Linked DNA regions of Homo sapiens: region 1 is linked to region 2. Evidence: chromatin loops called from intact Hi-C (ENCODE). Cell type or tissue: PC-3. All regions are shown on one strand. Each heading gives the region's core, and the rest is flanking DNA. Links, peaks and the distances in the headings are about the cores only. Region 1 has its middle 230 kb from the start of C4orf33. Region 2 overlaps SCLT1 (sodium channel and clathrin linker 1).

Region 1 (16,664 bases), core at 3,685-11,684, 280 kb before region 2:
TGGTCAGAAAAGGACAGAATGCAGGAGAGAAAACTATTGATGGGCCCTGGAGAGAGGAGACAGACCAACTACCTCCTGAATCTCTAAAGGCCCGGCTCTTGTCCAGTAATTTCATTTTATTTTACAGAAACAGGAAATCCTCCGTGGCCATCTCATACGATCATTCTCTCTCCCTCTCTCTCTCCCTTTCTCTTTTTAGCAGAGGGAACACATCAAGTGGAATCATCTACCTTCAGCTGGGAGGAGAAAGGCAATAGCTTCCCATTTATTTCAGCTCATATTACAGGGAACATAAGAGAAGGGAAATTTTCTACCTGCTGGGCTTCAAATAAAGCTCAGTTTATGTCCCCTTGGATTTCACGTTCAGAAAAAAAAATCATGTAGTGACCCTCAAAACAACCCAAAAAGGGCAATAGGAGACTTGATAATGGATCAGTTCACTGGGAAAGAGGAAAAGGGCTTAAGTTCCCTACTTGCAAAGCAGCCTAAAGAGAAAGCATTATTCCATGCCCAAGCCATGCCACGTGCCCCAGATCATTGCTTTCTTTTCCGCACTGAATTGTGTTTTCACATCTATTGTTGCAAATGTTTCAGGGCCACTAGAAGCTGGAGAGTCCTGTTTTTGACACAGCTGGAGAGCAGATTGTTGGGGAATCGGGGGGCACCTTCCCTGAGGAGTGAGCCCTTTTACCCAACACTCCAGTTGTCTCACAATCATTGGAAGCAAAGAATGCAAAGCCCCCGTCATGCTGCCATAATGGACTGTGATTAAACCTTGGCTGAACTTTCCCCCACAAAACAAGGTATCACATAAAGTACCCAAAATCAGGAGTATTTTGGGAAAAACAATCATTCACTTGTTCAACCAAAAAAAGGTTTCTAGATCTAATTGTTACCTGCAGTGCGTGCCATAAAAAGGTTGCTGGCTACAAGACAGAGTTGTATAAATAGCATGACAAACAGCTGCAGATTTCAATTACTCCATGATCATCAGTGTATAGAATAAAGAGGCAATTTTGCAGAGGAGAAACCACGGGGAATACATCGGACTGACAACTGCCTGGAATTCAATTTGCCGAAGTGGTATTGAAATATGGGGGAGAAGTCGCAGCGCGCTGATTAAGTTTCAAGCTGCTGCATTACTAATACTGTCTCATGAACCTGTATGCTCTGTTATCACCATAGCAACATGATCATCAGAGCAATCCTGAAAACAGGCTACACCACAGACTGTTCATTTACATTTGTGATAAATGCTGGAAAAGTCAGGTACATTAATAAGCCAGGACTCTCAGCAAACCTGACACCCTAGAAAAATTGCAAAGAGTAAAAAATATTGTTTTTCCATACCTTTAGTTATTTGACACCTATAAACAAACAAACAAACAAGAAAGATTTATGAAGAGTAGAGCCAAATGTTCATCCAAGAAGAAATAAATACAGAAAATCTGTTTTACTGTAATCCTGGAGATATTTACATTTGTCCAGGGTGCCTAATAGGGGGGAAAAAACATGCTTTGAGGTGTTTGAGGGAAAGAAAGGTCACACACACACACACAAGCTTTAAAAGATCACTTAGTGTTAAATTGTTGGTTCTCTTTTCACAGACGTGCAGAAAAACCTTTACATGGCTAAAGTTTTACCCTACTGATTGTATTTCCTGTGCTTACTGAATGAAGATGAGATTACAATAAGCATTTCTGACAAACTGAACTCACTAATGTGACTTATTGCACACATTTCTCATTCTCAAAATGTTTACTTATATTTTCTTAACCTTATGACTGGTTGTTACAAAGAAAGGTAAAATATTTAAAAAATGGCTTTTTTATTTTTATTGAGTAAATTTACTTTCCTGATACAGAGTATGGCACAGAAATATTAGAATCTAACTTGGAAAATAAAATATTCTATTTTTCCAGAAAGTTAATCAGATGAGAAAAAACTTGAAAGAAAACTTTTAAAATGTTTTGCTTTTTTAGAAATAGCAAAAGAATATTTTCTCTCCAGAATTATGAGACGTTTCATACTTTTCAAGTATGTATGTCAAGCCAGTGTCCTCTGTTTCCATGGAAAGATACCATCCTCTTTTGGCCTCTGCTTGTCTGAAGGCTACATATCATCCCCAGCAACAAGAAAATCTCTCCTCAGGTTTATGTGATACTACAAGTTGGCAGTGAGAAGAGTTTATTCTTGTGTGCTATATCCAAAAAGAAAAAAAATGTGTTTCCCCAATAGTTTACTCATTGCAGTTCAAACAGAGTTCACTCCTAGCAGGATACCACAATAAAAATCTCCAGAAGCAAAGATGTTTGCAATGTATTGTTATTTTATTAGCATCCTATTTAGAGGGCTGTTATATTGTGTTACTATAATACAGGAATATAGTCATTTTCATTCCAAAAGAAACCCATATCTCATATAGAGGAGGGGAGTAGTGAAAGTCAATAGCAGATACTTGAGAGGAAAAGTAAAACCCTCAGTGTCTCTCTCTGCCTCATTCTCAGACTGTATTGATGAGGAACATATATCCATGTATACCCCTTTGCATCTCCTATTGCTTTGTCCTATTTCCTAGCCCTCCAAATGCCTCCTTATTCTTTGGAAAGCATCATGAAACTGAGAAAAATACAAGGGGCTTGGAATAAGTTAAGCTTGACTTGAAATTCCAATTTCTACATGGTAACACTAGCAAGTCAGTCATTTGATTTTATGAGTTTAATTTTCCTCATGTTGTAATATGGGCATCACAACTGTCTCACACAGCTGCTAAAGATTCAATGAGATAGTATGTTGTCTACCAATGTTCAGCACATGGTAGGTACCCAGTCAAGGTTAGGTCCTTTCTCCTTCTTTCTTGCAATGTTTCTGATCTATCCATCATGCTCGCCTGTTCACTGAAGTGCTCCTCCACCATTTTTCACAAAAACTTTGCTGAGCAAATCTCTCAACCATGCCACTACCTCCTAAACCTAATACTTACCTACACCTCTTCAGCTAGATTCTCTGGTTGTGTCCTACTGAATTCCTTTTACATGCAATCCAATGTCCCCAATCAGCCTTGCCCTCATTCTCTCTCTTTCTAGAATTTCCTTGCTTCCTATCACTCAATCCCTCTCCACAGAGTATCCAGGCCCCTTCTTCTTAACAGGGACAGAGAAGATTGGGAAGCTTCCCATGGAGGCAGTGTCCAAGGTGGGAAAGTTGTGATCTTAAAGCATTCCTGGAAAAGCTCTGCAGACTTCTGAAAGCATAATACAATAGAAGGATAATGTCAGAATCCAAGAGAGATTGGTCCTGACCCAACCCCGGGTGAGAATGAGCAGATAAGTTGGGATTTGATAATGGAATAAAAAGCTCATCAAATATTGGGTACAACTTTCTAAGATAGAAGCTGCTCACAAAACACTCTTCACCACACTAGACTGAAAGATTTACTTTCTCAACATGTGTGTGAGAGAGTTTGAGAAGGAGAAGACATTAACAGGGATCCCAACCACCCAGCTCAAACCATTCATATCCCACTTGCCCTTGTTACTCGTCCATTTCTACAAGCAGAACTTCTCACTCTCTCCATACCAAATGCATCCTCCTAGTAGTGGTGAGAGACTCTGTCAATCAGAACTTAGAAAATATGGGTCTGGCTTCAGTGCTGACACTCATTAGCCATCCACAAGCTTGGGTCCCACAAGCTCTGTAAGCCTCTCTTTCTAGGGGTAATCATTTGGGGCATAGACCCCTTTGGCAGTCTGGTGAAGCCTGTGAAACCCTTCTCAGAAGAATGATTTTAAATGTATAAAATAAAATAAAAGGATTATAGAAAAAATTATTATTTTTATGCAGTTTGCACAGTTGTCAAATATTTAAAAAACAAAATTGTAGCATATACTAATATCTATGTTTCTTTATTAACACAATCAATAAAATGATCTACTGGAAGTTGTAATAAACACTGTAATTTTGAATTGGAGACTATTATAAATGATACCACGAGATAACTGCTACAATCATAAATATCTGGAAATATCTGTCATTTCTATAGGTGACCAAATTGCAGGTACTGTTATAATACTGTGATTTGTGGGCTACGTTGTTAATTGAAGAAAATGCAAAATCTCAGTTAGAGGTAAAGTGTTTTTGTAAGGTAAGGGAATTCTGCTAAAGGATCTTGTTTTAGACTGTTTGGGCGGCTATAACAAAACACCATAGGCTAGGTGGCTTATAAACTACAGAAAGTTATTTCTCACAGTTCTGTAGGTTGGGAAATTCAAGATCAAGACACCGCAGATATTATGTCTAGTAAGGGCCCACTTCCTGGTACCTCCACTTCTTCCTGTAACCTCACATGGCAGAAGGGGTGAGGGAGCTCTCTCAGGGCCTCTTTTATAAGGACACTAATTCCATTCTCTGCCCTCATGAAATTACTCAACTCCCAAAGGCTCTACCTCGTAACATCATCATATTGAAGATTAGGGTTCAACATGTATATTTGGAGGGGATACAAAGATGTAGTCTACAGCAGATCCCTAAGATCTCTTTGGACTCTGACATTCTGATTTCATCACTCGCACCAAGTCATTTCATTACTCCCTCTCACTCACTTCTGAATGCTCATCTCCTTATCGGACTGGGCTCCTTACCCTGTCGAATTTTAGAGAAAGCTATTTTAATGTTGTCTTCAACACCATATTTGAAATTCTCACCTCTAATATGTCACAATGGCTGTAATTTCCAATCCTGATTCATTTCAACCATCCTTTTTAGCTAAACCTCTCTGTGCTTCAGTTTCTCCCTTGTAAAATGAGAATGATAATGGTGCTCATCATGTAGCTATTATGAGAATTAAATAAGTTAAAACAGAGAAAGCACTTAGAACAGCATGTGGAACACAATGGAGTCACTAAAGACACTGTTTTCCTCTGATCAATAATATTAATCCATTAATTGGCTGCTAAGTATTCCTAGAGAATACTTAGAAGATACAAAACGTGCCACTTTGACCCACTGCAAAGATATACCATTCAGCTTCAGCTGAATCTCACCACTACTTCTTATTCTTTTTTCATCTCATATTCACAATTAATTTCTAAAACAATGAATGTGAGTGCTCAAGTACCCTCTAAATACTAAGGACTATTGCAGAAACTGGGAGTTGATTCATTAATTCATTCATTTACTCAACAAATATTCATTGAGCACTCACAGTGTGATGGGCACTGTTTTGAGCATTGGCGATCTAGCAAAGAACAACTGAGACAAGGTTTAGTGGAGCTTATATTCCAGCAAAAGTATTCCTCTTTGAACATGGCAGGCAAGACCCCATTCTTCTGAACCTTATATTCCAGTTGGAGATGACAGACAATGAATGCTCAATCAACAAGCAAATAAATGAGAAAATATCAGATAGTGGTAAGTATTACTACAACTCATTATCAGGCCAGCATTTTACTTTTCCCTACTTGTCTTCCATATAAATAATAATAATCTGTAGCCTTGCCTACCTCTTGCCACTATCTTACTTTTTTTCTGCAAGTGTGATATATGTATTCTAGAACTGTTCCTTCTGTTTTTCATCATTTCCCCCAGCCAGACTCCTATAATTTGAATTTCCATTCTTTCCATTCTACTGAAACTGCTTCTCAAAGGTCATTATTAATTCCCTTCTGATTAAAATTCCCTTTAGAGTCTACATCCCTCTGGGCCTCTCTAAATGGTTTTTGTATAATTTAAGTCTGCTTTTTGAACTCCTCTTCTTTTTGGAGTTACTGCTCTGTCCCCACCCGCTTCTACTGCTGTTTTTCCTGTATTCCCTTGGCTGGAGTATCTTCCTACTAATGACCCCTTTTAGGTGAATTCTCTGAAGATTCCATTTATTTGTACTCTGCTCTTTCCTAGCATCTCTCTGCAAATTACTTAAAAATCTGCACCTCAAGCCCTGTCTCTTCCCCGTTGTAGATCCAGTCACCTACATGGCATCTGCAGTCCGATGATCCGGCAGCCCTTGCAACTTTGTATCTTCAAAAACCAAAGACTCTCCTAGCTCTAATGTTGTCTTCGAGCACACTTCTCCTCCATCATGAGATGCCTGGTTGCTTCTCTTCCTCTTTATTATTGTATGAGTAATAATAAGGGCATAATAAGAAATTTCTTGTTAGAGATAAGACTGACAAATAAAAAATTAGAAAGTTATAAATGGTCGTAAACCTAACATCTATGAATTTTTGCTTCTTTGTGTTAAATGGTACAGAAAAGCCTAAAAGTGTAATTGTAAGTGAGGAAAGGGAGAGATCTTGGGACATAGGCCTAAAAGCTATGATGAGTATTTATTGAATGTTTACTATTTTTCAGGAACAGTGCCAAATTCTTTAGGTGGATTATCTTTTAGGTTTCTCTAAAAATCCCCCCATATTTTACAGACGGGGCTCAGAGAAGTTAAGTAACTTGACTAAATTCACACAGGTATTATTCATTGCAGCACTATTCACAATAGCAACGACAGGGAATCAACCTGAATGCCCTTCGATGATAGACTGGAAAAAGGAAATGTGGTACATATACACCATGGAGTACTATGCAGCCATAAAAAGGGACAAGAAGGGTCTCTATGCCCCTTCTCTCTCTTGCATATTAATATGAGTGGAATCCGATTCCATGATGATAATTGCACCACAATCAATGTTTGTATTGACAGAGCATTACTGGTTCTTATATGTGTGTGTGGCATCTCTCTCTGGCACTTGTCGATACCCTGTGCCTCCAAAGCATTAAGCTAAGCCAGGGCCTATATCCTTGGATAAACCTACCCATCTTTTCTTCTCTTCTTGCCACAAGTGTTGTTAGGTAATCTGATATTCTTTGTGTCCTGGTGTGGTTTTTTATTTGGAAACAGATGGTAAAAGATCCCCATTTGTGCTGGGTCACATGCAAAGCCCTACATTGTTGGTAGATTGGTGCCTCTGTACAGTTTGCCATTATTTCTTGTGCACATCTCTCTCTTGGGACCTCATGAGAAAAGGAGTAGCTGTGGGCCTGAGGAAGAAGCAGGTGTTACTGGATTTCTTGGTCAAATGTCAAGTAATATAATAAAATCCTCACTCAAACCGTTAACAATATTCATACTACAATGTTCAGTTTAAATACCTATTTTAGGGCTGGGCACAGTGGCTCATACCTGTAATCCCAGCACTTTGGGAGGCTGAGGTGGGTGGATCATGAGGTCAGGAGATTGAGACCATCCTGGCTAACATGGTGAAATGCTGTCTCTACTAAAAATACAAAAAAAAAAAAATTAGCCGGCTGTGGTGGCAGGCACCTGTAGTCCCAGCTACTCGGGAGGCTGAGGCAGAAGAATGGCGTGAACCTGGGAGGCGGAGCTTGCAGTGAGCGGAGATGGATGGCACCACTGCACTCCAGCCTGGGCAACAGAGCGAGACTCCATCTCAAAAATAAATAAATAAATAAATAAATAAATAAATAAATAAATAAATATAAAGAAGAAAATACTTATTTTGTAGCAATTAATAGCATAAGCTGTACATTAAAAATGCCCTGATTATGAATCTCAACTCCACTATTTAATGCCTCTGTTAATTTAGTCTAGTTACTTAACTTCTCTGAGCCCCATCTGTAAAAAATTGGGGATTTCTAGAGAAGACTAAAAGATAATCCACCTAAAGTATTTGGCACTCTTCCTGTAAAGTAGTAAACATTCAATAAATGCTCATCATAGCTTTTAGGCCTGTATCCCAAGATCTCTTCCTTTCCTCGCTTAGAATTACACTTTTAGGCTTTTCTCTACCACTTAACACAAAGAAGCAGAAATATATAGAATGTTAGGTTCACTAACATTTATAACTTTCTAATTTTTATGTGTTGCTCTTATCTCTAACAAGAAATCTTCATATCCTTGTAGGTAGGTTAAACTTAAAACTTACCCTTCCTATGTGACTTCAAGAGTGACCAGCACCACGCCAGTGTACCTCAATGTCATATGATTGGCCAAAATGCTACACAGCAACATAACCCAGCCATACTTTGATCAGATTGTCAATAAATGTTTTGACTACAGGTCAAAAAATCTAAGCTGGCACATGGACAGCCGCTTCACCATCAGTCATACTTCCTGTGTTGTAGCAACTCTTCCTGCAGCATAACTCTGCAGAGGATGGATGTGTCAACACAATATTTGCCTACCTGATACACGGTGAGCTAAGATAAAGCAGGAAGAAAGCCCAGTATTTCTCCTGACCATGATTTCAAATGAAGCCACGTCACTGCAAATGATGAAGGAACAGAAGCAATCTAGGATACAATCCCCAAAGTAAGTTGACTCATATTGAGCAAACAAGCCATCTGTATTTCAAGACCAAAAAAAAAAAAAATTTGAATCACAAATAGCAACAAATAACAAATAGCTTTTGCCTCATTATGTTATGATTACTGGAGGAAGTATTTTAGATAACTAACATACCTACACAATATCCATCACATGATGTTGTAAAAAGTATTATTTTATTGAACATATATTGGCATTCCATTAAATATAATTTAAGTTCAGCAAAATATTTTAGAGAATCTTTTAAGCTGAAATCTGGCCTTTATACATATGCATGAACTCATCTTTGAAGAGCAAAAGGAAGGAGAAGTTTAATAATTTCTCACTTCTGTTTTTTCTCATTTGCCAGCCCCTTCAAACTGAGAAATTGCAACATTTTTTTTTAAAAAAAGGATCTCTTTATCAACATCATGTGCTTCATTCCCTTCATGAAGGGGAACTAGTAAAGTTTGAGCTTACCACTTTACCGTCATCGCACTGCAATTATAGGGTAAAAAAAAAATGAATACTCTGGTCCAAAGAACAAGGTATTATTATGTTTAATGTTGTTATTTGGGCAATTTGTTTTTTTTCTTCAGTCCTTAATCAAACTTTAATCAAGCCAAGAGCCTAAAGCAGAGTCTTTCGAAAAGAAAAATGGCCAAATGCACATGTACAATCACCAGCGCCAGGTGAGTAACTCTTCTCTCTTGTTCAGCAGATTGTGAGCCCTGATAGTACATCAGACCTCAACTTTCTCAGTGTGCTTTGGCAGCAAAGAGAGGCAATGCAATTTTAGGCCGTGTACACAAATGCATCTGTCACAGAGTAGGGGAAGAACGCCCTGATGTTGCCCTTAGGAAACATCATCCAGCATGAAATATGGTGTGCTCTTCCAGCCCTTACAAATCAGGAAAGTTTTGATCAAAGGGGGAAGAGCTCAGAAGGGAATCACAAATGTGGATGGAGGAAGAGCAAAAGTTTTTAAAGACCGTGGCAGACATTCTGTGGCCAGACAATGACTAAGAGGTATGGGAAAGCGTTTATGAGCAGAAGGAAGCAGTAAACATGCAGGAGAAAGAGGGATCGTTTGGGGTGCACAAAAGCAGAATAACAGCAGTAATGAGATGAAATTGAGCAAAGGAAAACTTAGGCAGCACATCAAGGAAGAGTTTGCTAACAGCAAAGCCTATTAGACTGCCAAATGGCCTCTCAAGGGAAAAGGATTGAGCTCCATTGCCTGGGTCATTTAAAACAGGACTGGACAAAAGCACTCAAGGAAGCAGTGTGGTGAACAAGCCTGCCCTGGCAGGGGAGAGTCAAGATGACCTACCAGTTATAGTTCTATCCCTCTAATTTTTGTGATATATAACATCACATCATTACATTGCCTCCAAATGGGCTGCTCCTTAGGCTGCGGTTATAATGAGAGTGGATTACTTAGCCGGCAATGTACTCCAGAGGAAGCATGCAGTGGCCCAACCTGTAAACCACAGCTCATTAACCAGCAGCTACTCAAATTATTCTGTGCATCTCTGGCCTAATTCAAATTAGAATTGGAGGGTTTTTCCTGACAGGCTAGATGAAAGCTTCAAGTTCTCAGCATATTACAGTCTGTTTTTACTATGAGCTATGAATTCTGCATGTTTTTTAAACTTTGATTTTGTCTCAACAGATACAGAGGGAAAAAAAGTGCTAGGAAATAATTGGAAAATGTCAACTGACAAAAGCAGATTGCCTTCAGCATGGGATATGATGCAGCAATAGCTGATCACATAAAGCCAGTCACTTAGCAGAACAAGCCCTTTTCATTGGAATAAAACGTCATCTATCAGTATACTTGGAGGACTGCAATATACTTGTAAATGGGTATGGGCCTCCAATAAACCCTCCTAATACTAGTCCATCATGGCTAAGTGAACACCTGTTGGCTTCTTCATTGCTGGTCTTTATTTTCAGAGTACCTCCTGATCTTCAGATATACATGTCAGGTATCCAATGCACCCGGGTTATGCAGACATTGAAATCAAGTTTATCTGGGGTCAGCACAACAGCCTATGCTGAACGTAGAAAAGATGCACTTTTAAAAATATTTAGAGCAGACTATCTTTTAACTGTTCCTAAAATATCATCATTATGTATACACATATCTTTTTACATTCCATACAATATTTTTATATAAATAAAATCTGCTGACTTCCAGTCATTTCAACAAACATATTTAGTGTACCTGCTAAGTTCCAGACACTACGTTAAGGGGACCAAAGGGGAGGAGAGACAAATAATTACAAAGATGAACAAAACATGGCCCCTGCCTTCGAAGAACTCATGGTTATGAACTGACCCAGCAACCCCTTTCATTACAGCCAGCCAGGGAGACAATGCCGCAGGTGATCAGAACCCTTCAGCATAGCTCTGGACCTCACAACTCAGTTCCTGGTCAGGGAGTTGTACCCATTCACATTATTTCCACCCTAACACTCACTGTTTCCAGAACTGTTCTAACAGCTGATTCCTTTTCAGCTTTTTTTCCTGTATTCAGATCTTCATTCACCCCTGAGAATAATAGCACTTCTTGCCCTTCCATCTATATTCCTACTCAGACACGACCTGTCCTCACCCATGAATCCTATCCATCTCTGGCCCCTCCTGGTATATCCCAATCCAGTAAAATTCTACCCATGTGAATGGAAATTCTTTCTAATCAGACCCAGAGCCACAAAGCGAGGGATGCACACAGTTCATATTCTAACAACAGGCATGTTCAGATGTCCAAAATTAATAATAAGACAATGTGTTATAATGTCTCAGGAAAAATAACAAATAAAAATGTCATAGCAGTATATTGGCAGGAAAGATTATTTCTGACTAGGATGATAGAAGGCAGCTTCATGAAAACGTGATGTGTTGAGAACAACCTTAAAGAGGAAGGAAGAATTTATCAGGAGTTAGTTAAGAGCAATCTAAATGAGGGGAAGAGAGTGAACAAAGGAACGGGGTGAGGGGAAAGCCTGGGACACTATCAGCTTAAGGAAATAGACTGGGGTAGAAGGGAGGTTGTTGGCAAAGGCTCACAAGTTAATTGGAAAGGAGATTTGCATGGCCTTGAATTCCATGATAAAGATTTTGAACTTTATGCTCTATGGAATGGGCCATTAAAAGTCTTTCAGTAAGGATGTGATACAATCAGCTGTGCTCTAAGAATAATACTTTGGCTGCAGTTTAAAAGATAAATGGGAATTGGGGGAGGTAACTATGGAACAAAACATTAGGATGAGATATTTATTCCCCTCAGAAGGTGAGCTGAACATCTTCTGCACGCCCGCAGAGTCGCTTTTCTGTCTCCCGTACCTGCTGTCTCTCCTGAAAGACTGACTGCCTCACCAACTCTCCTCCTCTAGTTTCCGCTAATGTTCAACCAAAGGCAAGGACCCACAGGAGATCCGGGAGGAGGAGGAGAGTAAGCTCAGGTACATATTTCCTCAGTTCCCTCCCTGCAAGGTTACCTTGGGTGGCTGTGTCCTGTCCCAATAGAAGGTCATGGCTCCTGTCAGTGGGCCCCCTCCAAGCCCACCCCCCATCTCTCTCTAAAGTCCAGGAGCTGTTCTCTCCCCTCACGCCTTCAGGCCTAAGGGTCGCAGTAGTGGCCACCTCTAATAATACCACATTATCCCTGATGGTTTGTCAATAGCCTGCCCATACCTTGGCAAATAAGCTCTTTACCTAAATTTTCTTGACTTCCTCAGTGTCATGTGTCAGGTGCAGGAGGCACTAAATGCCCTTGAACCACAGTGATGTCCAAGAGCATAGAGAGGCAAGGGTAGTGCTCCTGAGGGCACGAAGCTAAAAGGCTCTTCCTTGCTGAGGAGATAATAGCTATGGTAAGGCAGCCATCATAGCTTAGTTAATTTATCCCTTTCAGATTGATGATACAATCAGAAAACATTTCTGACACTCAATCCATGTCTGCTGGAAAAGGGATTTTAGTTGTGAGGTGGATTCATGATCACACAATTTGCTTTAGAGGTAAGAGAGTACACAGGGTTTTGAAGTCAGGTGAACACAGCTCTCAGGTACAGCAGCCCAAGGCTAGGTAGCTGTGATCACAAAAATGAGGCTTCCTTTAGCGCAGGAGACTAGACGTGTGACTGTTTATATAATGTATGCAAAGGCTGGAGCTGGAGAGGAAGGCATTGAGAAAACGGAGTGCGAGATGCTGAAGCTGCAGTTCTTTGAGCAGAATTGTAGAAGAAAATGTTTGGAGTCTTCTATGTGGGTCTATATAGTAGTCTATTCAAACAGATCAGATAATACCTAAAGGGCAGGTGGCTTATTTGTTCTAAATGCAGCAAGAGGTAATGGCATGCTTAAGTCATTTCTGCAGCAGCCTGTAATTTCACAAGTGCTCAAACATTTCCTTTGACAGCTGTGCGGTGCGTTCATTATGTTGTCAATGTGAGCTCTATAAAAGAGAGAGAGTGCCTGGTAGGAGAAGAGCTGGGGAGAGCAAGTGTTCAGTGTTTTTTATCTCTCCAATTGGTTTAAAGCAATCAAGTAAGGCAAGAATCCTCTATCCTGAAAATATTCAAATTGCCCATTTCACACACTATTCCATCTTTTATAGAAAGACAAAGTTAATCTTCCATGATTTACTTGAAGTTAGTGATTACAAGTTATCTACTTTTTGACCAGCCTTATCACATTCTCTGGAAATATATTTAAATAGAGTGCAAGAGAAAATTGAATGGCCATAGGGAGGGGGGATGCAGAATTTTTTAAAAACTACAACTCAAGTTAGTCATGCAAATAGAGTTCAAGAAAATTTGAAAAATAAAAATAAATAACTTTTCAGAATTGAATTATGAAAGAAAAGGGAAAAGGGGTTGATTTTTCCCCTAATATCAGAAAGACAACATGGTAAATACCACATAAGGAAAAATAAAGGCTGGGGAGTTGTTCTCGGATCTTATGAGCTCTTGGCACTGATTAAAGCAGCTGCGATTCTGACGAATGCCACTGTCCCTTTCTTTCTCAATCAGCATTGCTCCCCATGGAGAAATGAAGGTGGGAACACCACAGAAAACCAAGCAAAGCCTTTCTAGCATTCCTCTTTCCGGCCTCTGATGTGAGTGCTTCCAGCTGGGAATAAGAGTGAGCAGCAGCAAGAAAACTAAAGTAGGTACTGTCTGGATGACATCAACCAATTAGAGAAATGGAAAATTTCCTTCAAATATGGATCAGCTTACTGACCAACCCCCAAGAAAGCACACTTGACTTCAGCTGACTGTCCTACAGATGTCAGCACACCAAGTTAAGGATTTTTGTTTTTGGTGTTTTTTTTGCACCCTGACACCTGTTAAAATAGTTCAATCAATTGACTTAATTTTCATTCACCTCTATCAACTGTATGCTGCGCTATTAGTTCCTAACTCCAACGGATTGAAAGGTATCCACAGCAGCTGGTGACCCTGTGTGATGCTGATGAGTCCTTCTTCTATGTTTTGTTTTGTTTTGTTTGGCCTTGCTTTGAGGGCAAAGCAGTCTCATGGTCCTTGATATATTAAACGTTTTAATAAGTGGATTTTCAGCAAGTCCCAGCAACCACAGACTTTAAAAAGCCCATAGGTCCAAAGTTGGCTTATTCTGTGTTTGCCTTGCTTACTAATGGTAACTAATTGCCTCAATTAGTACTAATTAAAAAGGTATGATCTCTGACATGAGCCTGCTCTAGTAGAAACAATGGGGGTTTCTGATGGGACACAACAAATACGCTGATTTAAACTAATTAAGGGCAAGACAGCTTGAGTGGAAAGTCAGAATTAGATGATACCTTTAAAGAAAGCCCATTCACAAACACTTACTGAATACTTTTGATGAGATAGGGCATGGTTCCTACTTTCTGGAAATGGAGAATTTAACTGAGGAATTAAGATATGAATTCCCATCCCCCAAGATTTCTGGTTCTGTACAATTAAGTAACAATTAGGTCTATAATTTGGGAGGAAAAATGAGAGGTATGGCAAGAAAAACTAAGTTGACATCCAGATATCAGATATAAGCTAACAATCATTAAGTATTTAATCAGTGCCAAACATTCTTCTAAGTTCTTCATATTCTATGTAGTAGGTACGATCATTTACATCATCTTATAGGTGAGAAAACTATAGAAAGGTTTGGAAACCGGCTAAAGGTCACATAGCTAGTAAGTGGGACATGCTGGTGTCAGAGCCTGTACGCTTTACCTATTTTGTAGCTAATACCATATATTAAGACTTGAAGAGAGAAACTTCCCTGTTGAACACAATAAAAATTGCATTGTGTCTAAACAGAACAAAACATTAAGGAAAATTGTTAATAAATACATGGCAGACGTTTCCACATAATGGAAATCCTTTCCGCTATTCCAATAGCTTCCTACCCAACCCCAACTAATAGTCCTAAAATACAGAAAAGAGATGAGAAAAAGGTGAGGAGCTGAGTTAAGGATAGAGAGAACGGTCTGCAGTCAAGTGGCAGTTTAGAGGAGGGAACGCTGAAAGAATTCGCCCTGTGTTCGTTCTATAATCTCTGAACTGGCCTGATTGTGTGATCCTATGATTCTCTAATCCTACTGGACATAGGGTGAATCAGAAATAATACACAGATGCAATAAGACCAGTAAGTACAAAACTGTATTCTTTTGCATTCATTTATTCATTAAGCAAATTTTACTGGGAGGCTAATTTGTGCTTGATATTCCCTTAGATATTGTTGATACATTGGTGAGCAAAACAGACACAGGACCTTGGGTATAGAGCCAACAGCTATGTAGGGAACTTCTTAAACAAATAAATACATGATAAATGCACTAGAAGCCGTAAAGAGATACGGTGTACTCAAATGCATATAATAGGGTTGTTTCAGGGAGCTAGGGAAGATCCATATTTGAGGAACTGAAAGAAGACCCTTTGCCTTGTGCCAGGGTGAAGCAGAGGGTGGCATGATGTGACCCTGGAGTGGTCAGGAAAGACCAGATCATGGAGAGTCCTATAGGCCACGTGGAGTGGTTCACTTTTCATCCTAAAAGCACAAGAAAAATATAGAAATGTTTTCAGGAAAGGTGATAACAAGATGTATCTCTTCAAAAGATGACCCAACAAGACTGTAGAAAAAAATAAGGAGGTAGCCAGGCACAGTGGCTCACATCTGTTAATTCCAGCACTTTGGGAAGCTGAGGTGGGCACATTGCTTGAGCCCAGGAGTTCAAGACCAGCCTGGGCAACATAGCAAAACCCCGTCTCTACAAAAAATACAAAAATTAGCTGGGCGTGGTGGTGCATGCTTGTAGTCCCGGCTACTTGGGAGGCTGAGGTGGGAGGATCCCTTGAGCCCCGGGAGGTAGAGGCTGCAGTGAGCCGTGATTGCTCCACTGCACTCCAGCCTGGATAACAAAGTGAGACCCTGTCTCAAAAATAAATAAATAAGCTTTTAAGTACTTCAAGTTGATAGTTTAGATTCATATGATGACAGTGGCAATGAACATGTGTGGTCATATTCCAGAGATAGGAGAGGAAGTTAGCAGTACTTGACGATTGGTTATTTACGGAGGTGTAGGGAGAGGAATGGATGGATATACTAAGGACATACCAGGAAAATTGGTGGATGATGACATTATTAGTAAGATAAAAAATCCTACAGGAAGAGCAGGTTAGAGAGAAAAGATTGCATTCTGTTTGGGACTTGTTTTTGAGTTGCCAATAAAAGAGATAAATAAAGATAAAGGATAATTTGATAAATATAAGTGCCTGGAGCTCAAAGAAAAAGTCTAGGCTGGAGATACAAATTTTAGAAGTAATATATAGTGGCAATTAAAGCTGTATGAATAAATGAGATCACCTAAGAGTAATGTATGATATAAGACGACAAAAAAAAAACCTATGCCTTTTAAAATGTGGCTTATCCTAAATACTAAAACATTCTAATATTTAAGGGAAACTTAAAGAAAGAATAGCCAGAAAAGTTACAAGATATTCTGTCATGACAGCCCAGAAAATAGAATGTTTCTAAGGGAAGGAATAGAAATCTACTTGTGGTAATGGTGGCATAAGAAGATTGGGTTTTTCTATTCCACGTGAATCAAGTACTAAAGTGGGCAACATTATTAAAAATAACAATGTATGGGCACTGGAAAACAATCAAAGGCAAGGAACAACCTCAGAATTGTTTACTCATAACAAAGTGCTACTCAGCTGTGAGTGGGTAGCCTTCTTGCCAGAGGCCATTTCAATCCAGTGCAGCTCACACTAAAAAACACCTTTATCTTTATTTATCAGGGTGGTAGACCCAGTTCAGGGCAGGCAAGAGAACAACT
Region 2 (16,664 bases), core at 5,921-13,920:
ACCCGTTACAGACAAGGAAATGCTGAGGGATTTTGTCACCACCAGGCCTGCCTTAGAAGAACTCCTGAAGGAAGCACTAAATATGGAAAGGAAAAACTGGTGACAGGCACTGCAAAAACATACCAAATTGTAAAGACCATTGACACTATGAAGAAACTGCATCAACTAATGGGCAAAATAACCAGCTAGCATCATGATGACAGGATCAAATTCACACATGACAATATTAACCTTAAACGTAAATGGGCTAAATGCCCCAATTAAAAGACACAGACTGGCAAATTGGATAAGGAGTCAAGACCCATCAGTCCGCTGTCTTCAGGAGACCCACTCACATGCAAAGACACACACAGGCTCAAAATAAAGGGATGGGGGAATATTTACCAAGCAAATGGAAAGCAAAAAAAAAAAAAAAAAAAAAAAAAAAAAAAAATCAGGGATTGCAATCCTAGTCTCTAATAAAACAGACTTTAAACCAACAAAGGTCAAAAGAGATAAAGAAGGGCATTACATAATGTTAAAGGGATCAATGCATTAAGAAGTGCTGACTATCCTAAATATATATACACCCAATACAGGAGGACCCAGATTTATAAAGCAGGTTCTTAGAGACTTACAAAGAGACTTACACTCCCACACAACAATAGTGGGAGACTTTAACACCCCACTGTCAATATTAGACAGATCGATAAGACAGAAAATTAACAAGAATATCCTGGACTTGAAACTCAGCTCTGGACCATGGAGACCTAATAGACATCTACAGAACTCTCCACCCAAAATCAACAGAATATATGTTATTCTCAGCACCACATCACACTCATTCTGAAATTGACCACAAAATTGGAAGTAAAACACTCCTCAGCAAATTCAAAAGAATGGAAATCATAACAAACAGTCTCTCAGAACACAGTGCAATCGAATTAGAACTCAGGATCAAGAAACTCACTCAAAACCACACAGCTATATGGAAACTGAACAACCTGCTCTTGAATGACTACTGGGTAAATAACGAAATGAAGGCAGAAATAAAGATGTTCTTTGAAACCAGTGAGAACAAAGACACAACGTACCAGAATCTCTTGGACATATTTAAACAGTGTGTAGAGGGAAATTTATAGCACCAAATGCCCACAAGAGTAAGCAAGAAAAATGTAAAATTGACACCCTAACATAGCAATTAAAAGAACTAGAGAAGCAAGAGCAAACAAATGCAAAAGCTAGCAGAAGACAAGAAATAACTAAGATCAGAGCAGAGCTGAAGGAGATAGAGACACAAAAAACCCTTCAAAAAATTAATAAGTCTAGGAGCTAATTTTTCTAAAAGATCAATGATTTAGATAGACTGCTAGCCAAACTAATAAAGAAGAAAAGAGAGAAGAATCAAATAGATACAATAAAAAATGATAAAGGGGATATCACCACCAATCCCACAGAAACCAAAAACTACCATGAGAGAATACTATAAACATCTCTATACAAAAAAAAAAATTGAAAATCTAGAAGAAATGAATGAATTCCTGAACACATACACCCTCCCAAGAATAATCCAGGAAGAAGTCAAATCCCTGAATAGACCAAAAACAAATTCTGACATTGAGGCAGTAATTAATAGCCTACCAACCAAAAAAAGTCCAGGACCAGATGGATTCACAGCCGGATTCTACCAGAGGTACAAAGAGGAGCTGGTACAATTCCTTCTGAAGCTATTTCAAACAATAGAAAAAGAGGGTATCCTCCCTAACTCATTTTATGAGGCCAACATCATTCTGATACCAAAACCTGGCAGAGATACAACAAAAAAAGAAAATTTCAGTCCATTATCCCTGATGAACATCAATGTGAAATTCCTCAATAAAATATTGGCAAACAGAATTCAGCTGCACATCAAAAAGTTTATCTACCATCAAGTCAGCTTCATCCCTTGGATGCAAGGCGGGTTTAACATATGCAAATCAATAAACATAATCCATCACATAAACAGAAGCAGTGACAAAAACCACACGATTATCTCAATAGATGCAAAAAAAAGCCTTCGACAAAATTCAACAGGCCTCCATGCTAAAAACTCTCAATAAGCTAGGTATTGATGGAACATATCTCAAAACAATAGGAGCTATTTATGACAAACCCACAGCCAACGTCATACCAAATGGGCAACAACTGGAAGCATTCCCTTTGAAAACCGACACGTGACAAGGATGCCCTCTCTCACCACTCCTATTCAACATAGTATTGGAAGTTCTGGCCAGGGCAATCAGGCAAGAGAAAGAAAGAAAGGATGTTCAATTAGGAAAAGAGGAAGTCATATTGTCTCTGTTTGGAGATGACATGATTATATATTTAGAAAACCCCATCGTCTCAGCCCAAAATCTCTTTAAGCTGATAAGCAACTTCAGCAAAGTCTCAGGATACAAAATCAATGTGCAAAAATCCAAGCATTCCTCTACACCAATAGCAGACCAATAGAGAGCCAAATCATAAGTGAACTCCCATTCACAATTGTTATAAAGAGAATAAAATACCTAGGAATACAACTTACAAGGGATGTAAAGAACCTCTTCAAGGAGAACTACAAACCACTGCTCAAGGAAATAAGAGAGGACACAAACCAATGGAAAAACATTCCATGCTCATGGATAGGAAGAATCAATATTGTGAAAATGGCCATGCTGTGCAAAGTAATTTATAGATTCAGTGCTATTCCCCTCAAGCTACCATTGACTGTCTAAACAGAACTAGAAAAAAACTACTTTAAATTTCATGTGGAACCAAAAAAGAGCCTGTATAGCCAAGACAATCCTAAGCAAAAAGAACAAAGTTGGAGGCATCATGCTACCTGACTTCAAACTATACTACATTGCTACACTAACCAAAACAGGATGGTACTGGTACCAAAACAGATGTATAGACCAATGGAACAGAACAGAGGCCTCAGAAATAACACCACACATCTACAACCATCTGATCTTCAATAAACCTGACAAAAACAAGTAATGGGGAAAAGATTCCCTATTTAATTAATGGTGCTGGGAATACTGGCTAGCCACAAGCAGAAAACAGAAACTGGACCCCCTCCCTACACCTTATACAAAAATTATCTCATGATGGTTTAAAGATTTAAAAGCCAAAACCATAAAAAGCCCAGTAGAAAACCTAGACAGCACCATTCAGGACATAGGCATGGGCAAAGACTTCATGACTAAAACACCAAAAGCAATTACAACAAAAGCCAAAATTGACAAATGGGATCCAATTAAACTAAAGAGCTTCTGCATAGCAAAAGCAACTATCATCAGAGTGAACAGGCAACCTACAGAATGGGAGAATATTTTTGCAAGCTACCCATCTGACAGAGGTCTAATATCCACAGTCTACAAGGAACTTAAACAAATTTACAAGAAAAAAATGACCCCATCAAAAAATGGGTGAAGGGTAACAACAGACACTTCTCAAAAAAGACATTTATGCTGCCAACAAACATGAAGAAAAAGCTCCTCGTCACTGGTCATTAGAGAAATGCAAATCAGAACCAAATGAGATACCATGTGACACCAGTTAGAATGGCGATCATTAAAAAGTCAAGAAACAATAGATGCTGGCAAGTTTGTGTATAAATAGGAATGCTTTTACACTGCTGGTGGGAGTGTAAATTAGTTCAACCATTGTGGAAGACAGTGTGGCAATTCCTCAAGGATCTAGAACCAGAAATTCCATTTGACCCAGCAATCCAATTACTGTGTATATACCTAAAGTATTATAAATTATTCTATAAAGACACATGCACACGTATGTTTATTGAAGCACTATTTACAATAGCAAAGACTTGGAACCAACCCAAATGCCTATCAATGATAGACTGGATAAAGAAAATGGGGCACATATACACCACGGAATACTATGCAGCCATAAAAAAGAATGAGTTCATGTGCTTTGCAGGGACATGGATGAAGTTGGAAAGCATTCTCCTCAGCAAACTAACACAGGAACAGAAAAGCAAATACTGCATGTTTTCACTCATAAGTGGGAGTTGAACAATGACAACACAGGGACACAAGGAGGGGAACATCACACACCAGGGCCTGTCTGTGGGTGGCATGTAAGGGGAAGGAGAGCATTAGGACAAATACCTAATGCATGCAGGGTTAAAACCTAGATGATGGGTTGATAGGTGCAGCAAACCACCATGGCACATGTATACCTATGTAACAAACCTGAACGTTCTGCACATGTATCCCAGAACTTAAAATAAAAATAAAAATTAAAAAACTGCCAACTGCAAATAAAAAAAAAAGAAATAGTGCTGGAAAAACTGTATATCCATATGCCAAAAATAAATCACCCCGTCTCTTTTTTTTTTTTTTATACTTTAAGTTTTAGGGTACATGTGCACAATGTGCAGGTTAGTTACGTATGTATACATGTGCCATGCTCGTGTGCTGCACACATTAACTCGTCATTTAGCGTTAGGTGTATCTCCTAATGCTATCCCTCCCCCCTCCCCCCACCCCACAACAGTCCCCAGAGTGTGATGTTCCCCTTCCTGTGTCCATGTGTTCTCATTGTTCAATTCCCATCTATGAGTGAGAACATGCGGTGTTTGGTTTTTTGTCCTTGCGATAGTTTGCTGAGAATGATGATTTCCAATTTCATCCATGTCCTACAAAGGACGTGAACTCATCATTTTTTATGGCTGCATAGTATTCCATGGTGTATATGTGCCACATTTTCTTAATCCAGTCTATCATTGTTGGACATTTGGGTTGGTTCCAAGTCTTTGCTATTGTGAATAATGCCGCAGTAAACATACGTGTGCATGTGTCTTTATAGCAGCATGATTTATAGTCCTTTGGGTATATACCCAGTAATGCGATGGCTGGGTCAAATGGTATTTCTAGTTCTAGATCCCTGAGGAATCGCCACACTGACTTCCACAATGGTTGAACTAGTTTACAGTCCCACCAACAGTGTCAAAGTGTTCCTATTTCTCCACATCCTCTCCAGCACCTGTTGTTTCCTGGCTTTTTAATGATTGCCATTCTAACTGGTTTGAGATGGTATCTCATTGTGGTTTTGATTTGCATTTCTCTGATGGCCAGTGATGATGAGCATTTTTTCATGTGTCTTTTGGCTGCATAAATGTCTTCTTTTGAGAAGTGTCTGTTCATATCCTTTGCCCACTTTTTGATGGGGTTATTTGTTTTTTTCTTGTAAATTTGTTTGAGTTCATTGTAGATTCTGGATATTAGGCCTTTGTCAGATGAGTAGGTTGCGAAAATTTTCTCCCATTTTGTAGGTTGCCTGTTCACTGTGAGGGTAGTTTCTTTTGCTATGCAGAAGCTCTTTAGTTTAATTAGATCCCATTTGTCAATTTTGTCTTTTGTTGCCATTGCTTTTGGTGTTTTAGACATGAAGTCCTTGCCCATGCCTATGTCCTGAATGGTAATGCCTAGGTTTTCTTCTAGGGTTTTTATGGTTTTAGGTCTAACATTTAAGTCTTTAATCCATCTTGAGTTAATTTTTGTATAAGGTGTAAGGAAGGGATCCAGTTTCAGCTTTCTACATATGGCTAGCCAGTTTTCCCAGCACCATTTATTAAATAGGGAATCCTTTCCCCATTGCTTGTTTTTCTCAGGTTTGTCAAAGATCAGATAGTTGTAGATATGTGGTGTTATTTCTGAGGGCTCTGTTCTGTTCCATTGATCTATATCTCTGTTTTGGTACCAGTACCATGCTGTTTTGGTTTCTGTAGCCTTGTAGTATAGTTTTAAGTCAGGTAGCGTGATGCCTCCAGCTTTGTTCTTTTGGCTTAGGATTGACTTGGTGATGCGGGCCCTTTTACAAAAATCAACACAAAATGGACTAAAAAATGTAACACCCAACACTATGAAACTGGTGGACAAAAACATAAATGTTTCAGTACATTTTTCTGGGTAAAGGTTTTATGGAGAAGACCTCAAAGGCATAAGCAAGAAAGGCAAATATAGACAAATGGGATTATATCAATCTTAAAAGCTTCTGTATTGTTCAGGAAACAATCAACAGAATGAAGAGGAATCTGGCAAAATGGGAGAGAGTATTTGAAAACTATTTATCTGACAAGAGATGAATGTCCAGAATATATAAGGAACTCAAACAATTCAACAGTTAAAAGAAGAATCTAATTAAAAAAGGAGCAAATGAGCTGAATAGACATCTCTAAAAGAAGACATACAACTGGCCAAGAAGTATATGAAAAAATGCTAAACATAAGTAATCATTAGAGAAATGCAAATCAAAACCATAGTGAGATCCCATATCACCCCTGTTTTAATGACTTTTATCCTAAAGACAGGCAATAATGGATGCTGGTGAGGATGTGGAGAAAGGGGAACCCTCCTACACTGTTGGTAGAAATGTACATTAGTTTAGCCACTGTGGAGAGCAGTATGGAAGTCCTCAAAAAATTAAAACTAGAACTATTTTGTTTTCAAAATTTATATGAAAAGGGACAAGAAGAGCTAAGACAATCTTGCAGAACAACTGCACTTGGAAACAGATACTACCAGGTCTTAATATTTACTGTAAAGCTATAGTAATTTGGTTAGTATGGTATTGGCCAAGGAAGCAAGCCAGTTAAACAGAATAAAGTTTGGAAATAGCTCTACACATACCAGACTTTCATATAGAATAAAGAAAAATAAATTTTGATCTCTACCCAAACTACTCTCATATGTAATTTCTGCATTGATTGCATATCTAAATGTTAAGGTAAAGCTTTTAGAACAAAACTTGAGGGAAGAAGTTATGAGCTTATAATAGGCAGGATGGCTTAAACAGCACATAAGCACTAATCATAAACGAAATAACTGATAAACTGGGCTACTTCAAAGTGAAAGAACTTATGTTTTTAAGACATCATTAAGAAAGTAAAAAGACAAGCTATGGAATGGAGAATATATTTGTAATCTTGCAAAAATCTAGAATATATGAAGAATGTCTTCAAATTAATAACTAAAACAATTACCCATTAGAGAAACAGGTCACTTCACAAAAGAGGGTATTTAAAATGCTTTGTAACTGTAGAAAAGACTGTTCAACTTCATTATTTATCAGGTAAATGGAAATTCAAACCACAATGAAATACTACTATATCCACTGGCTAGAGTGAAAAGCATAGTTCCAAGTGTTGACAAAGATGTGGAATAGCTCTCATATACTGCCTGTGGGAGAGTAAATGGGTAAGATTACTTCAGAAAATTGTTTGACATTTTCTTCTAGATCTGACTGATACAGACCTTATGAGTCATCAACTCTACCTATAGGTATACCCATCAGAAATGCCTATACCAATAAGACTTTTTCAAGAATGTTTGTAGCAGCACTGTTTATAATAGTCAAATAATGAACAACCCAAATACTTCATTTAATAATAGAAAGCATAAATATATTGTGGCATACTTGTAAAGTGAAATAGTATATGTCAGTAAGAATGAACTAACCAAAATTACTCACAGCAGTAAGAATGAATCTCACAAACCCAGTGATAAGCAAAAGAAGCCAGACATAACAGAAAATATACTGTGTGGTTATATTTTTATAATGTTTTTAAAATAGGGAAAATGATTTCCTGCTGTTAGAAGTCAGGATTTGGGTCCCACATGGAGCCTGGGGGTAGTGACTTAGGGGTTTGGGGGTTGTTGGTCATATACATAGTTCTCACTTTTTGCAGTACCATGTTAACTGAAACTTGTGTGTATCAGAACTGTCCTTACTTGGATTTGATGTTTCCACAGAACTGTGCAAAATGAAGACACGTATACCAATATGCAAAGTGAAGAGTACTTGTATTCTGTTGCTTGATTTGAGTTCTGGTTACATGAGTATATTCACCTTGTGAGAATTATTTAGCTGTATACTTATAATTTGTACTGTCTTCTGTATGTGTGTAGTACTTGAATAAAAACAGTATTGATTATCTTCCTTTCATCTACTCATTCTTACCATTCTATGCCTCTTTCATGGTATGTCTTTATTATTATTATTGTTCCTTGCTTATTTGCCTCTCTCTTCCTATAACTCTACAATCCATCCAATGGATAAGGACTATAAATTGTTTGTTCATCTTTGTATTATTTACTGTACCTCCCATGGGCCCTTACACATAGTAGGTAAATAAGTATTTACAGAGTAAGATGTTAAAAATTAATTAAGTGAAAGTTTAGAATTCAGAGGCTTCTTTGAGTTATATTTTTAAATTACTCTTTAATATGTATGTGATCATAAATACTTTCTCCCTTCAAAAAGCCAGAACATTACAGATGCTTTTAGTGATCCCTTTGAGCACCTTTCTTCTCTGTCCTATTTTCTTCTTTCCACCCCTAGAAATAACTTCTTTGTTTTTTATGATATATATATTTTGATACATGTGAATTTAATTAATTTCTTGAACTACTTATGGGATTCTATTGTATCATTTTTTATTTATTCTGTTAAAAGACATTTTGTTAGCTATGTTTTATAGTAAAGGCACCACTGAAAAACCTCTTACATCTTGTGTTTAAATGTTTCTCCATATGCCATAGATACAAAATTTCTGGTCATGTTACGAATGCTGTAGGTCTTTTAACTTTGCTTTTGGTGTCTTTAGCTGTATAGAAGTTTTAAATTTGGATGTTGTAAAATGTGTCAGTCTTTCCATTTATAGGTTTTGCTCCTGGTGTCTTCCAGTTAACAAATGTAATTTGAGCAAAAAAGTATGGCAGGCGCTGCTTGGGATATTTGCAAACAAAACAGACAAAAATTTCTGCATTTGTGACGTTAAGAAAGCATTGTCTAACTCAAGGTCAATAATGCATTTTCTTGCAATAATTGTTAAAATTTTAACAACATTTGGATTTTTATCTGTATTTTTCCATTTAGTATGTGCTAGCAGCTAATTTTGTTTTGCTATCCAGTACTATTTGTTGGATAGCAGTATTGTGTCCATTCAATTATAATTCTTCTTCTTTTATATACCACATACCTATAAATGCTTGAATCTATTTCTGGGTTTGTTATACTGTTGTGTTTGTTACTGTACCTATAGCATACTGTTTAAATTGCTATAGCATTGTGGTGTTTTGCTATGTAGTAACCAAGTTCTTCCCTCTTTCTTTTTTCTTTTCCTTTTTTTTTTTTTTTTGGTGAGATTATCTTGGCTAATTTTTCATACTTATTCATGGAACTTTAGGATTTATTTAAGATCAAGTTTTATAAATAATTCTATTGGAACTTCATTTTTGAGTGCAATGAAGTTGTAGTGAATTTTAGAGAGCTGACATTCTCAAAATATTGACCATTCCACACATACATTAATGTTATAGTACCATGTTTGTTTAGATTTCCTTTTATATCCTTTAGTAAAGCTAATTTTCTCAATAAGCTCCTGTACCATTTTTTGTTTGCTTTATTCCCAGATATTGTTTATCATAGTAGTGAATAGGATTTTTTTTGATTACATTTTCTAATTATTGCTGGTATTTGAAAAAGCTACTGATTTTTTTTTTAAGTGTTCATCTTCTGTCTGGTGACTTTTCGTGTATTATCTTACTAGTTCTAATAATTGGTAGATTATACTGAGTTTTTAGGTAAATGGCCAAATTGTAAATAATAATAGCCTTCCATCTTGCTTTTCAACCTTTAAATTATAATTGATGTAGATTTCTGGCAGATATTTTTATCAAATTAAGAAAAAATCCTCAAATTTCTAATTTGCCAGTGGTTTTTATTGTGCATGGGTATTAAATTTACCAAATGCATTTCAGTATAAATTGAGATTATTATTTTTTTCTCTCATTTTGAATTACATAAATAGAGTTTCTAAGATTATGAAAATTTAATTGCATTTAATATTATATCACTATCAATTTTGGCTAGAATGATGTGAGAACACATTTTAAGATGTACATTCTTTTATAGAAAGCTGTCTGCCAAGGAGAAGGAGACGACACATTTGAAAACCTAGTATTTGACCAAAGGTAAAGTATTACCAGAATAATATCATTTTCTTCGTTATATTTAATTATTATTAGCATAATTCAGTATCAGGAATGTTTGTTTTATGGTCTGCTGTTATTAAACTTAAATGCTTTGTTCTTGAATTGACAAGAAAAAGCAAGTATTACAGAGTCTACAAAATTAGTTCTCAGACAGGAGCAACTTTACCCCTGTTTCCCCAGGAGATATTTGGCAATGTCTAGAAACATTTTTGTTTGTCACTACTATGGAAAGTGAGGCTGCTGCTGCCATCTAATGGGTAGAGGCCAAGTATGCTGTTAAACATCCTTCATTGCACAGTCTAGCCATCCCACAACAAAGAATTTTTCAGTCCAAAATATTAATTGTGCAAATATTTAAAATTCCTGGTTTTGGAAAAAAGGGAAAAGTTTTTATTGCATGAGTAAACTAAACATAAAATTTTTATGTGTAATTTATTTCACTTGTTATATATTTATTAAACTAGATGGAACAGAATATGCTATATTTTTATTGTCTTTTTTTAGCTTTTTAGCTCCTCTTGTTACTGAGTATGATAAACACCTAGGAGAACTAAATGGGCAGCTGAAATATTACCAGGTATGAAATCATAGTTATGAGGCTTTTGTAATATTTTATTATGAAAATAAAAAGTAAAATAGACTCCCTCTTTTTAAAAAGACATTGATGAGAAAGAGAATATTTGCTGTAACTAACCAATTGGTGGCCCTATGTAAATGTGTGTGAATGTATATATGTGCATATGTTTAAAGATTCTCTTCTAGCTGGGTGCGGTGGCTTATGCCTATAATCCCAGCACTTTGGGAGGCTGAGACAGGAAGATCATTTGTGCCTAGAAGCTTGAGACCAGCCTGGGTAACGTAGTGAGACCCCATCTCTTTTTTTTTTCTTTTCTTTTTTTTGAGATGGAATCTCACTCTGTCGCCAGGCTGGAATGCAGTGGCGCGATCTCGGCTCTCTGCAACCTCTGACTCCCTGGTTCAAGTGATTCTCCTGCCTCAGCCTCCCGAGTAGCTGGGATTACAGGCATGTGCCACCATGCCCAGCTGATTTTTGTGTTTTTAGTAGAGATGGAGTTTCACCATGTTGGCCAGGATGGTCTCGATCTCCTGACCTCGTGATCCGCCTGCCTCGGCCTCCCAAAGTGCTGGAATGAAGTTAGCTGGGTGTGGTGGTGTGCACCTGTGGTCCTAGCTACTCAGAAGGCTGAAGTGAGAGAATTGCTTGAGCAGCCTGGGAGGTCGAGGCTTTAGTGAGCTGTGGTCAAGCCACTGCACTCCAGCCTAGGCAACAGAACTGGACCTTGTCTCGAAGAAAAAAAATATTCTCTTCAGTTTTGTCTTTTAATTCAGTGTTTCCTTGCTCTTGCTATCTTGCATGAGATATTGCTTAGGTGCTTAGAAGAATCTCTTAATCTCATTATTGTTTGCTTACATCTCTCTTTTTTTAACCTAAAACTGTCTCGCATCCTTTCAGACCTTCCTCCTTACCTCATTCTATCTGCATCTCCCATTACTTGCAGAATGGATTATCATTTTGGGTCCCAGGGCTTATGGAGAACTAGAATAATAGCACAAAATTGTTTAGGGTACAATTTGAGTTTCAGTGAGCTACGTGTTTAGAGTATGCCTAATATTTATAATGTGTTTCTTTGATCTGAAAATGTCTTTTAACATTTTCCCCTAGAATTTTGACCTAATACTGGGATAACCATATAATAGAAGTATTTCTTAAATAGAACTTATATGACTCAAGCTAAACCTATCAGGAGGCAATGACCTCTCTCTATTAGAGCTTGAATATACTCATGATTGGATTTGGTTTAGATACCAATTCCTGGATAAATGCAGTTGTAGCAAGGGTGGCAGGGTTGGCTTTCATTAATGCAAATGGAACAGAGTATAATGACTTTTTATTAAAGCAGCCTGGCCAGGTGTGGTAGCTCACGTCTGTAATCCCAGCACTTTGGGAGGACAAGGCGTGCAGATCACTTGCGGTCAGGAGTTCAAGACCAGCCTGGCCAACATAATGAAATCCCATCTCTACTAAAAATACAAAAATTAGCCAGGTGTGGTGGCACACACCAGTAATCCCAGCTACTTGGGAGGCTGAGGCAGGAAAAATCACTTGAACTTGGGAGGCAGAGGCTGCAGTGAGCCGAGATCGTGCCACTGCACTCCAGCCTGGGCAACAGAGTGAGACTCTGTCTCAGAAAAATAAATAAATAAAATATATTAAAGCAACCCCTGAGACCGATTTCCTCAGAATCAGCCTGTGTGTGTGGCAGACACTAAGCACTTTCTCCCTTACTTCCTTTTCTTTTTATGCACGGACATGAAGGGATCCTACTGTGTACTTTCAAGTGTAGCACATAGTAGGCCCTTAAATATTTAATGAATGATTAAATGCCAGGGCTTATGGGAATAAGATGATTAGAGCTAGCTTAACAAGCCCTTATTTATCAATTAATGCATTGATATGTAGCTTTACTAAAAGAACACATAATGCTTCCAATTTCTAAAAATAAAATTAGGTTCTTTCACTGCATTTGAAATTATGTAGGCTTTCATTTCCAAGGTTATTTCTCAAATACATAAACAAAGTTGTCCTTTAGACCCAAATGTCAAATAAAAGCATTTCATTAAAATTATAGTGTCTGTTTTATCATAAGGTCTTCCTGGTCTTTATTGTGTATTTTTTAGCCTGTAGTTATTTAAATTTAGGACAAGCACAGTAATGTCTTTTAATCTTCCTAGCTGACAATTAAAGAGCAACAGAAAGCTCTCTTTTGCACAAATGATATTTTGCTTTTGTTTTCAGGACTAGTGAATTTAAAGTTGCTGCTGAATTTACTCTCTCTAAATTCCTGTAATAACATATTATGTACTTTGGTTGTTATAGGATAGCTAATTATCTTGAAATTAAATTCATTTAAATTTTTTACAATCTGATTCATTTATTTCTTTAATCAGCCATTTTACTAAGATGTTTAACTTTGTTTTTCTATTTTGCATTCTTTACCGCCAAAGGTTGATCACTTAATTAATTACAAGAGAAAAATAAACTATGCTAGAAAGCCTGAGTCTTTGATGATAAAAATAATTGCTCCTTCTTTTAGAGAAAAAAAAATGTTGACAGCTAAGAATGGTTGCTCAGATAGATGTGATTGATTAGAAGGATTAGTTCTTATGACTTATTGACCTAGTCAAAAAATACTATATCTCCAAAGCAGGAAAAGTAGCACTGCAATTCTCTATATGGACGATTTTCTGCCAGAAAATATAAATAGTAGGGAAGAATTTGATGATGTGAGAAATACTGTATGGATTTCACTTCCTTCCAAATGTAAATATTTTGAAATATTTTACAGTAAGGAATTTATAGTGAGAGCGTTACAATCCATCTTTAGTCTTAGCTAGTGAATATATCTTACATAATTATTTAAGAGTAATAAATATTCTTTAAGATGCACTGATAGTTTTGCAACTTTTAAAGATCAGTTTATTGGCTGCAGTGGGCTGTGATCGTGCTCTCACACTCCACCTTAGGAGACAGAGTGAGACCCCATCTTAGGGGAAAAAATTATTTAAAAACTATAAAATTAAGATAATGGCTACAATAAATCCAAACCTCTTGCCATGGCATTCTTAAAACCCTGTACCTGTCTTTCCAATTTTATCTCTCACTGTATCAGTCCATATATGGTCAGTGCTCAATTATCTGGTAGTGAATTAATCCATGTTGGTTTAATTGTGTTTCAGGCATAACGAGGACCTTGGAAAAGTTCACCTTTCAAACCAAATTTATAGTTAGAATTTGCTATTCTGATCTCCTAGACCAAGCTTCCTTGATCTTCTCGGTTGAAAGAGAGAGAAAAAGGCTGGCAGAACTGCCTGTTCCACCTGGCCCTTGCGAAAGTGTACTCCAGGATAAGCTTCTCTCCTTTAGCTTAGGAAGCACAATCAAGACTAATACACAATCATGAATTAGTTACCGTTTTAAGTGAGATTTTGCATGCTTTTACATGTAAATTCAGGGTTTTGTGTGTGTGTGTGTGTGTGTGTGTGTGTGTGCGCGCGCGCACACTCTCCATTTGCTCATTCACACTTACTGAGAGTTGACTACTTATTTTTTGCTATTTTGCTTTTACTCATATTTTCGCCAACTTTAAATGCTTTCTTTTCTTTTGAAATCCTAACATCTTTTTACTCCTTCAGAGAACGTTAATCAGACCTTCATTTAATTCCCTTTCTGGTGTGCATTTTATTCTGCCTTGTATTTTAGTTAGGATTTTTTTTAACCATCTTTCCTACTATTTTTCAATGAGCATGTCTGTTTACCTTAGCGCCTTGTATGGTACGGAGAGTTTAGATAGTTAATGAAGGTGGTGAATCAGAAACTGAATGAATGACTGCTAAAAAAGACCTCCATTTTCTTCTTTACTGTTAGCATTTTACCTTTTGAAATACTAGAAAAATATACATACTTATATGGGCTTCACCTAAACTGAGGTGAATTAACTAAGATATACATTCAAGATACAGGAACCATCTGGTATTTGTTATAGTGACATACTCCAGAATATCTTTCATCTGTTTTTCACAACTACAAGTCATAGGAATTACATTTATAAACATTTCTCACCATGTTACATAAAATATTTCTATTTTATTTATATTCTACTTAAAATGAATGTTTTATTGTGTTCTGTTTATTAGTAAATTATCCATATTAATTATCCCTTTGTTATAAATAAAGAATAAGTCTTTCTTATCTGTAAACTAGTGTCAGAATCTGATTGCTTACGTGAGTGGTCTACTTAATGGAGATCTGATTGTCTGCAAAATGTATTGCCACACCATATTTTATTCTTTCAGAAACAGGTGGGTGAGATGAAATTACAACTTGAAAATGTCATCAAGGAAAATGAAAGGTAAATCAATTAACTATTGGTTTTATCTTTTATTATTGTCTTAGGTAACTTTTATTTTTGTTATTTGATATTTGATAGCTATAGTATTAATAGTTAAGAATGTGGACCCCGGGGCTGATTTTCTATTTGACTCCTGGCTCGATTACTTGTTAGCTGTGTGACCCTGGACAGGTTACTTCCCTTTCTGCTTTAGTGTCCTCTTCTATAAATCAGAGATAATAATAGAACCTATTTCATAGGGCTGACTGTAAGGGATAAAGTAAGTACTTGGAGTAGCATACAAAATAATCACCTTACCAATATTAGCAATCAATAATGTAGTATATAATATATATGTATGTTAGAAAACATATTGATAAAATGAAAACTTTTCAGCCTACCACTCAGCTTGAATGTTAAAATGTTGCCAGTGCTGGTGCATCTATCCATGTTTTTCTTCCATTTCCCATCCTTCTCTTTCTCTCTGCCAGAGATAAACACTATCTTGAATTTTGTGTTTATCATTCCCTTGCTTTTACAGTTTTTTTATAGGTATGTGTATCTCCAAGCGATATACTTTTTAGTTTTACATTTTTAAAGACTGTATAAAAACGGTATCATCTAGTGTTCTAGGACTTACTTTTTTATTCAATAACATACACAAGTGCAAGAGTTTCAAGGAAGGAAGTTGCTGGATTATAGGTTATATGAATATCAATTTTGCAATATAATATCAACTTAATTTCCAAAATAGGTGTACCAATTTACATTCTTACCAGTGATATTTATGAGTTTATATTGATCTATATCTTTTAATACCTGTAGCTCTTGTTAAGCTTAATTTTCATCATTTTGACTGTTAAATACTTTTTTATTGTTGTTTTAATTTGCATTTTCCTGAATACTAATATTGTTGACTTTTTTTTTTGAGACAGAGTCTTGCTCTGTCTCCCAGGCTGGAGTGCAGTGGTGCGATCTCGGCTCACTGCAAGCTCCGCCTCCCGGATTCGTGCCATTCTCCTGCCTCAGCCTCCCCAGTAGCTGGGACTACAGGTGCCCGTCACCACGCCCATCTAATTTTTTTTGTATTTTCAGTAGAGACGGGGTTTCACCATATTAGCCAGGATGGTCTCGATTTCTTGACCTCATGATCTGCCCGCCTCAGCCTCCCATTGTTGACCATTTTTATATGTTTATTTACCTATGTGGTTTTCTTTTCTCATAAAATGCTTGTTCATATATTTTCCCCATTTCTACTTATCTTGTTCTTATTAAATTGCCAAAGTGCATATGTGATCTGTATTCTGAAAATTTGTTGATGTGCTGGTCAGTCTCAACACAGTAAACAATAACCATTCTAGAAATTTGAAACAAGAAAGGATTTAATTCACTTACATTTAAGTGCTACTAAATCATTAGTTTTACAGTTACACCTCAGAGACTATAATCCTGGGGTTAGGAATTTATGGTGCTACCACCATCCCTGGTGCTACCACCATCCCTATTACTACCATGGCAGCATTATTTCCATAAAACTGGAGACTTGATATTGGAAAAAGGGTCATAGGATATTGACTACAAGAGACATTTTTGTCTATCCAGTTTTACTTACCAGCCACCATATCAACAGAAAAAATGGTCTCAGCTCACTTCTACCTTTTATATCTCCCTTAAATGCCTCTCACTGGTAAAATTTTAATCTTATCCACAACTTCAGCTGCAAGACATCTGGGCA

The links. Peaks named below come from ENCODE experiments on the same cell type or tissue, not always from the same donor. Only the 100,000 strongest peaks of a DNase experiment are listed, where the experiment ranks them.
Region 1: a loop joins it to region 2, with 7 times the contacts of the local background. A loop is called at or near these places in 1 of 110 quality-filtered maps.

What each region holds. Positions count from the first base shown.
Region 1 is chr4:129,319,901-129,336,564 of GRCh38, reverse strand. No RefSeq gene overlaps it. Among named protein-coding and RNA genes, the nearest start is that of C4orf33, 230 kb to the right of the region's middle. In PC-3, for the core only: no CTCF peak of the experiment used is centred there; a DNase peak (open chromatin) is centred at 8,204; H3K27ac peaks cover 2,053 bases.
Region 2 is chr4:129,037,327-129,053,990 of GRCh38, reverse strand. SCLT1 (sodium channel and clathrin linker 1) reads left to right here. Exons shown (of 21, transcript NM_144643.4): 3 at 9,940-9,998; 4 at 10,524-10,596; 5 at 14,895-14,950. Among named protein-coding and RNA genes, the nearest start is that of SCLT1, 48 kb to the left of the region's middle. In PC-3, for the core only: a CTCF peak has its summit at 10,273 (motif pointing left); no DNase peak of the experiment used is centred there.